2 separate regions of the Homo sapiens genome follow, and region 2 is linked to region 1. Evidence: chromatin contacts called from ENCODE POLR2A ChIA-PET data. All regions are on one chromosome and are shown on one strand. The core of a region is the stretch at or near the end of the contact, and the rest is flanking DNA. Distances in the headings are between cores, read along the strand shown.

The links. ChIA-PET counts read pairs that join two places held with the same protein, here RNA polymerase II (POLR2A).
Region 2: POLR2A ChIA-PET joins it to region 1 with 10 read pairs in T-cell. The contact joins the enhancer-like site here to the promoter of RDX in region 1. POLR2A ChIA-PET finds 5 or more read pairs at or near these places in 2 of 52 experiments (H1 and T-cell).

Annotation. Positions count from the first base shown.
Region 1 is chr11:110,295,319-110,299,203 of GRCh38, reverse strand. It overlaps RDX (radixin), which reads left to right and starts at 2,590. Exons shown (of 14, transcript NM_002906.4): 1 at 2,590-2,737. RefSeq lists silencers at 2,208-3,007, 3,058-3,107, 3,118-3,217, 3,348-3,407 and an enhancer at 2,621-3,493.
Region 2 is chr11:125,512,221-125,516,276 of GRCh38, reverse strand. No RefSeq gene overlaps it. Among named protein-coding and RNA genes, the nearest start is that of FEZ1, 18 kb to the right of the region's middle. Within about 2 kb of position 1,861, at least 9 of the 41 ENCODE cell types and tissues checked have a DNase peak (open chromatin) inside an H3K27ac peak, as active enhancers do.

The DNA of each region.
Region 1 (3,885 bases), core at 1,341-3,840:
CCTTTGACAATCACAGCTCACTGCAGCCTCAAATTCCTGGGCTCAAGGGATTCTTCTGACTCTTCAGCCTCCTGAATAGCTAGGACTACAGACATGCCACCATGCCTGGCTAATTTTTATAATTTTTTTTGTAGCGATGGGGTTTCACTATTTTGATCAGGCTGGTCTTGAAAATCCTGGGCTCAAGCGACCTTCCCGCCCCAGCCTCCCAAAGTGTTGGGATTACTGGTGTGAGCTTCAGCACTGGCCAGTTATGAACATTCTTTTTGTTTTTTTGCTTTGTTTTTTTTTGAGAGGGAGTCTCGCTCTGTTGCCAGGCTGAAGTGCAGTGGCATGATCTCGGCTCACTGCAATCTCTGCCTCCCGGGTTCAAGTCATTCTCCTGCCTCAGCCTCCCAAGTAGCTGGGATTACAGGCGTGTGCCACCACACCCAGCTGAGGTTTGTATTTTCAGTAGAGACGGGGTTTCACCATGTTGGCCAGGATAGTCTCGGTCTCCTGACCTCATGCTCTGCCCGCCTCAGCCTCCCAGGAAGTGCGGGGATTACAGGCATGAGCCACCATGCCCTGCCATGAAAGTTCTTAGGGGTTGAATCACAGTGCCAAATAGCTTTATAAAGAGATTATTTCAGTTTACACTCCCACTCACCATGTCTGAGAGTACCCTTTTTATCTCACCAGCCTTGACTGTTATCTTTCACTTAAATATTTACTAATAGGATACCCAACTAAAATGTTGCAATTTTTGGTCTGTTTGCTGTTGCAGAAGATAGGATAAAATCAAGGCTTTTGGAGTCAAACATATATTTGGGTTTGGTCACTGCTCTGCCACTTCCTAGTTTTGTTACATTGGGGAAATTACTTACCTCTTTTTAAGCTGTCTTATTCATCGATTTTTTTTAAAGGGTCAATAATAGTATTTATCCCAGAGGGTTTTTGTAACCATTAAAAGAGACAGTCATGTAAAAGAATTTCACACCAGTGTCTGGCACCTGACCAACAACAGTGAATCCTTCACTTTCAGTTGCAAAAGTGTGTTATATAATTTCATTTGATTAGTGTACTATGTAGGAATTTACATAATACTTTTTTTTCTTACCTACTTCATGGGAAGTATTACGTAATACTTTGACTATGCCTGCAACCTGATGTGGTAGGCTGAACAATAACCAGGATAATTCTTGCACCCTAGGGAGAGGTAAGGAGTGATCTTTTGGTGGTCCCTAAGAACCACAAGAACCTATTTGGTCGCAAGTCACACACCTGGTTCCCATCCTTGAGGAATTTGCTATCTAAAGGCCCTTGAGTTTAACCCTTGAGTCTCTTGGGGGCTTTTAATTGTTCGGAGAGGTCTCAAAGGGCAATAGTGGAAACTCACTGAAGAGGCAGGCTAGTGAAAGTGATTTGCAGATATTTCCTGGAAAAGCTACTGTCTCACCTAAGGTAAATGCTAAGGCAGGAAGTATAGGAGTTATTTGTCCTATAAAAGTAAGTATACTCAGGCGTTTTGTTATTTGAATCTAAAGTTTGTTCACAAAAGATAAGCTAAAAAAAGTATTGCAAACAGGGCAAGCCAGGCGAATCTGATTTTGTGCGCTTGCTGTTTGTATACTCATAGCAAGTTTTGCTCCCTGAATCATCCCAGCAGACAATACTGAGGGGACTCAGCATGGATTAGATGACAGAAGACTGATCCAGAAGTCAGGAGCTTCCTGTCTCATCCCAGCCACTAACTAAAGTGAGTGGGCTAGACTTAGTCTTAAGATCGAATGCCTAACTTTCTCTAAATCTAGAATTATGTAGGTTTGGCGGCTCTTTGGGGCCCTACTTCCAACTTTTTCTTGCTAACCAACTCCTTCCAACTGCCAAAGCATGTCGTTGGTAATAAAAAATTATCACACATCCTTGCTTGGATTAAAATTTGCACTCCTGATTTGGGGTCTTATCCATTGAGGTTTTGGTGAAGTTTGAAAATTGTCGCTGAAAAATTAAGTTTTTCTAGTTGGCTAAAACCTGCCAAAATAATGTAAACGTTCTTTGTTGCAAATCTAAATTCCGCTCAGGTAGGCCCTTTTCTCCTTCCCAGTCCAGGATCTTCAAACCTAACAGCCAAGTCTCACGCTTCATTTGGTCCCCGGCTCCCTCTGGGAAGAATTCCTCCTCTGGGGGCGACGGCAACGCCCTCAGTGAGTTTGCTGGCACCAGCGGGAGTTTCAAGTTTCCACTCGTTGGGGAGGCGGCGGGCACACTCCGAGCTTTGGGCTGGGCGGCTCCGCTTCCCTCGACCGCAGGTTTAGCTGGAGCCCAGCGCTCTCTGGAAGGGCTCGACCCTCCGGCGCATTCGCCCTATTTCCCTGGGCGCTCCCGAGCCCGCAGCCACCCACCTCGCGTTGGCCGGCCCCAGACCGCGACCCCCGGCCACGCCCGGAGCCAGGCCTGCGGCTGCGAGCCTGCGGGAGGGGCGGGGCGGGGGCGGCCCCCAGCGGCGGCGTTGGCGCTCAGTCCGCGGCGCGAGGACGGCCGGCCGGCAGGGGGAGGCGGGGGGGCGCCGGGCAGCCCCGCCTTTTCCCGCGGAGGCGCCGAGCGGCCATATTGCGGAGCTGTCTGCGGTGGCGGCGGCGCCTCTCGTCTCCCGCGGGCCAGCGCTCGCACCACCGCTTCTCCCTCCCTGTCGCAGCCGCGCCGCCGCGCAGCGCCCCAGCCACACGCCGGCGGGCAGAAGCCGCCCGCTCTCCGGGTAAGGCGCGGCGCCCTCCCTTCCCCCACTCCCCGCTCCCGGTTCCTCCGGAGACGCTAAGGTGGCGGCGCGAAGTTGCGGGGCCCGTGCTGCCCGGCCGTGGCGCCGCCGCCAGGGCTTGGCGCGCCTCCGCTCGCGCCCAGCTGGCCGAGGCGCCACTGTGGTAACGGCCCGGCCGGCCAGGCTCCTCCCGGGGCTGGTAGGGGCCGCGAGGCCCTGCCCGAGTCGTGGCTGAGCCGCGGCCCGAACGTGCCTGGCCGGGCCAAAGTCGACCTTCGCCGCCGCGGGATTCTCCTTTCCTCGGGGCGCGGAGTCTGCCTTCAGCGCCGGTGTCGGACCCCCAGCGCCCTGGGGACGGTGGGCTCCCGCTGCCTGGACTGGGCCCCGGGCCCGGGCTGGCATGGTCCCAAGGGTTGTTTGAAAATCCAGATATTCAGCGTAGGTAGAATTCGATTTTACATTTATTAGAACTTGTTCCCCGGCCTCCAGTTTGAAAGGAGGGGTGTTAAATTACTAGAGAGCGTGCGTTCCGCCCCAGTGGCAAAGGGGATGTTGCATGACAGGCTTTGGGGCGCCAGTCGCTCCCGCCGCTCGCACCCGCCAGGCCAGGGCCGCGGTTCCCGGCCGCAGCTCTACCTGCTGCTGTTGCAGCTCTCGGAGCCCTGTAACTTTCTCGGGCCCTTGAGGCCGCTCAGTTTTAGTGTCTCAGACCCCACCAGACAAGTTCAGTACATGATATCCCTCTTTTCCTTTAAAGGATTCTAAACTCAATTCCCGGACTAACTTTGAAAGGGGGCAGTGCATTTTTGTTTTTTTTTTTTTTTCAGTTTAAACAGACTACATCACTTCCTAGACAGATGTCATGTTTCTTCAGACATTCCCAATATTTGGTGGTTTTTTTTTTTCCTTAAAGAGTAGTTACTAGGTTGGAAATGTGTTAAAAGTCAACTTCATAAAAATATATTTTAAAATACATTTGAGATTTTGGTGGAAGACACGTTGCTGAGGAACTCGATGGCATTCTTGTGGCACTAAGACTGGCAGGATGTAAATATAAAAGTCTAAGATAATAAGGGTTTATTTGATAAACGAGTACTTTGACATAGACATTGTAATCTATTGTTTAAGGAGCATACTTCTTTTTTTTT
Region 2 (4,056 bases), core at 612-3,111, about 15 Mb before region 1:
ACTATTGCAGAAGAAGGAGTGAGCAGCAGCGTGGTTAGCAGAGCCCTGCCAGTACTTGTTTTAGACTCAGCTAAAATCCTTCTCAGCATTTTTTTTTTTTTGCACTGGAGTCTCGCTCTGTCACCCAGGCTGGAGTGCAGTGGTGCAGTCTCGGCTCACTGCATCCTCTGCCTCCCAGGTTCAAGTGATTCTCCTGCCTCAGCCTCCGAGTAGCTGGGATTACAGGCGCCCGCTGCCACACCCAGCTAATTTTTGTATTTTTAGTAGAGACAGGGTTTCACCATGGTGGCCAGGCTGGTCTCGAACTCCTGACCTCAGATAATCTGCTCGCCTCGGCCTCCCAAAGTGCTGGGATTACAGGCGTGAGCCACAGCGCCTGGCTCATTCTTGTTTTTTTTGATGAACATAGTGGGAACGTGGCTATCCTGAACTTTGGAGTCAGATGGCTCTCTGGGTTAGAACTCCTGCCTTACCCCTTCTTAGCTGTGTGAGCCTTGAACAAATTATCCCATCCCTGAGAGCCTGTTTTCTCATTTTCCTAAACAAAGGGTAATCATACATACTTTATAAGGTCATTGTGCAAATAAAATGAGATGAAAAGTTTAACAAACAGTATTGTTAGGTAAAGCTCCTTACATAGTAAGCACATAAATGGCTGCTCTTGTTACGCTGCTTGCTTTTTAGAAATGAATCTGTTTGGGTAGTAGTGTAGCATCACCTGAGACCTGACTAAGCTTTTGTTTGCTTATTTGTTTAAGATTCATTGACTTTTTAAAAAATCACACTTTTACTGAGATATAATCACATACCATAAAATTTACCTTTTCATTTATTATTTAGAGACAGGGTCTTGTTCTGCTGTGCAGGCTAGAGTGCAGTGGTGTGATCACAACTCACTGCAGCCTCTACCCCTTAGGGTCAAGTGATCCTCCTGCCTTCTTAGTCTCCCAAGTAGCTGGGGCCACAGGTGTGTGCCACCCTACCCAGCTAATTAAAAAAAAACTTGTTTGTAGAGATGGGGTCTTGCTATGTTGGCCAGTCTGGTCTTGAACTCCAGGATTTAAGCAATCTTCCTGCTTTGGCATTCCAAAGTGCTGGGATTATAAGCATGAGCCACAGCATCCAGCCACACTTTTTTTTTTTTTTTTTTTGAGATGGAGTTTTGCTCTTGTTGCCCAGGCTGGAGTGCAATGGCGCAATCTTGGCTCACTGCAACCTCCGCCTCCCAGGTTCAAGTGATTCTCCTGTCTCATCCTCCCAAATAGCTGGGATTACAGGCATGTGCCACCCCATTTGGCTAATTTTGTATTTTTAGTAGAGACAGAGTTTCTCCGTGTTGGTCAGGCTGGTCTTGAACTCCCGACCTCAGGTGATCCGCCTGCCTCGGCCTCCCAAAGTGCTGAGATTACAGGCGTGAGCCACCACGCCCAACCAGCCACCCTTTTAAACTACACAATTCAGTGGCTTTTAGTATAGTCACAGAGTTGTGCAACAATCACATAACTACTTCCTTTTACTATCTACCACAATTTAATTTTAGTGCATTTTCATCATCCCACCCCCCGCCACACACACACCCTGCCAAACTAAAGAAACCACACATCCGTTAGCAGTCACTCTCCACAGCCCCTGGCAACCACCAATCTACTTTATGTTTCTATTGTGAAAAGAAATTACATTTTGGGACCCCAGAGTCATTTAGCCAAAGGGAAAAGTCAAAAATCAGATATGCATTTGTGTCTGGCAGGCCTGTACCTGTAAAGATAACCTATCAATTTGCATGCCACAGTGATGTTTTAGCAGCTCACCAGGAATTTCCTTGTGGGCAAAATATGGGGAAATTCCCAGTGAGCTGTTAAAACGTCACTATGGCAATGCAAATTGTTAGGTCATCTTTACAGGTGCAGGCCTGCCAGACACAAATGAATATCTGATTTTTCCCCTACTCCATTTTGTCTGTGTTATCTTATGTAAAATGCAGATTCCCCACATTTTTCCTTTGCCCCTTTTGCTTATGTGAAAACTGTGTGCTTCTCAATATCCCACCCTTTCCCCCTTAAATTTGGAGCCTCAAAATCATCTTCAGAGAAAGGCATAGACCTGTCTCCAGGATGCGTCCTTAACTTTGGCAAATAAATCTAAAATGATTGAGACTTGTCTCATCATTTTCTTCAATTGACACTATGTAGACATTTCATGTACATGAAATTACGTACCATGTGCCTTTCTGTGTCTGCTGTCTTTCACTCAACATAATGCTTTCAAGCTTATCTGTGTTGTAGCATTGTATCAGTATTTTGTTCTTTTTATGGCTGAATGACATTTCATTGCATGGATATACCACAATTTGTTTATCCATTTATCCCTTGATGGACATTTGGGTTTGTAGGAGTGAAAGGAACTCTCCTTCCACCCTTTAAAGGCTCGATAATCTCTGGAATAAACTTGACAGTAGACAGATTAACAGGAGAAAAGGCATACAAATTTATTACATGCATATGTATAGGAGTTCCACAAAATATGAGACACAAAGGAGGGCCAGATGGTTGAAGCTTAAATAGCATTGTGAGCTACAGAAAAAATTAGCTTGGCACAGTGGCTCACACCTGTAATCCTAGCACTTTGGGAAGCTGAGGTGGGAGGATGGCTTGAGCCCAGTAGTTCCAGATCAGCCTGGCCAATGTGGCAAAACCCTATCTCTACCAAAAATGCAAAACTTAGCTGGGTGTGGTGGCATGCCCCTGTAGTTCCAGCTACTCAGGTGGCTGAGGTAGGAGGATCACTTGAACCAGGGAGATCAAGGCTGCAGTGAGTACAGTGAGCTGTAATTGCACCCACTGCACCCCAACCTAGACAACAGAGTGAGACCCTGTCTCAAAAAAAAAAAAAAAAAAAAAAAGAATTAGAAGCTTAAAGACTCCTGGAGGGTGGTGGCAACAAGCTGTGGGAGAGTGAGGGGAGGAAGAGCACTGCAAGCAAAGGTTGTCTTATTATGCAGAAGAAGTCTCTCAGGTAGCTCTCAGAAGCATAAGTGAAAAGTCTGTCTGGGCATGATGTCCTAGATGTGGAGACATTTAGTCTCCTCTCTTAGAGATCATATAGATTCCAGGGAGTGAGTTCATGACACTTCATTTCTTCTGGAGGGATTTCTCTTAGTCAGATAAAGGAAATGTCAGAGAAAGTGCTTCCCTATGCTTTGGGAGAAAAAGAGAATCAAGACATAGTAAGCAGGGAAAGGTCAGAGAGACCTTGGTTCTGAGGCCCTTTCCTTTAAAAAATTTTGTTTTGCTTTTTTTTGTTGTTGTTGTTTTTTGTTGTTGTTTGTTTTTTTGAGACAGGATATTGTTCTGTCACCCAGGCTGGAGTGCAGTGGCACCATTACAGCTCCCTGCAGCTTCACCCTCCCAGGCTCAAGTGATTCTCCCACCTCAGCCCCCCAGGTAGCTGGGACCACAGGCATGTGCCACCATGTCCAGCCCATTTTTAAATTTTTTTGTAGAGACAGGATCTCACTATGTAGCCCAGGCTGGTCTTAGGCTCCTGGGCTCAAACAATTCTTCCCACCTTGGCCTCCCAAAATGCTAGGATTACAGGTGTGAGCCATTGTACTCTGCCAGAGGCTGCTTCTTTAGTTCAAAGTACTCAGCATTTCAAAATGCCATATTTTCTGACCCCCAAAAGGTTGTTTCAACTTTTTTGGTTATGATGAATAAAGCTGCTATGTACATTTGTGAACACGTTTTTGTGTGTATGTATTGATCAAGTTTTATTTAATGATTTATCAGGCCTCATGGCCTACGTGATATGATCAGGTAAAGGAATGGGAAATATAAAAGAGCAGCTGATGCTCTTTTGTTCTTGTGTTTCCAGTTGGAGTGGCGAGCCACTCTCACCACCTCTAGTTTCTTTTTCTTAACCTACTTTGCAAGCCACTCTCATGTCCTGTGTCAGCTGGGGTGTGAGTTTTCATCCCAATTGGTGAGCCACGCTCGCTGCCCCAGCCCCTCTGGGTCGGATTAATAGTCACGCCCCTGGACATGATCAGGCTCCTCTTCT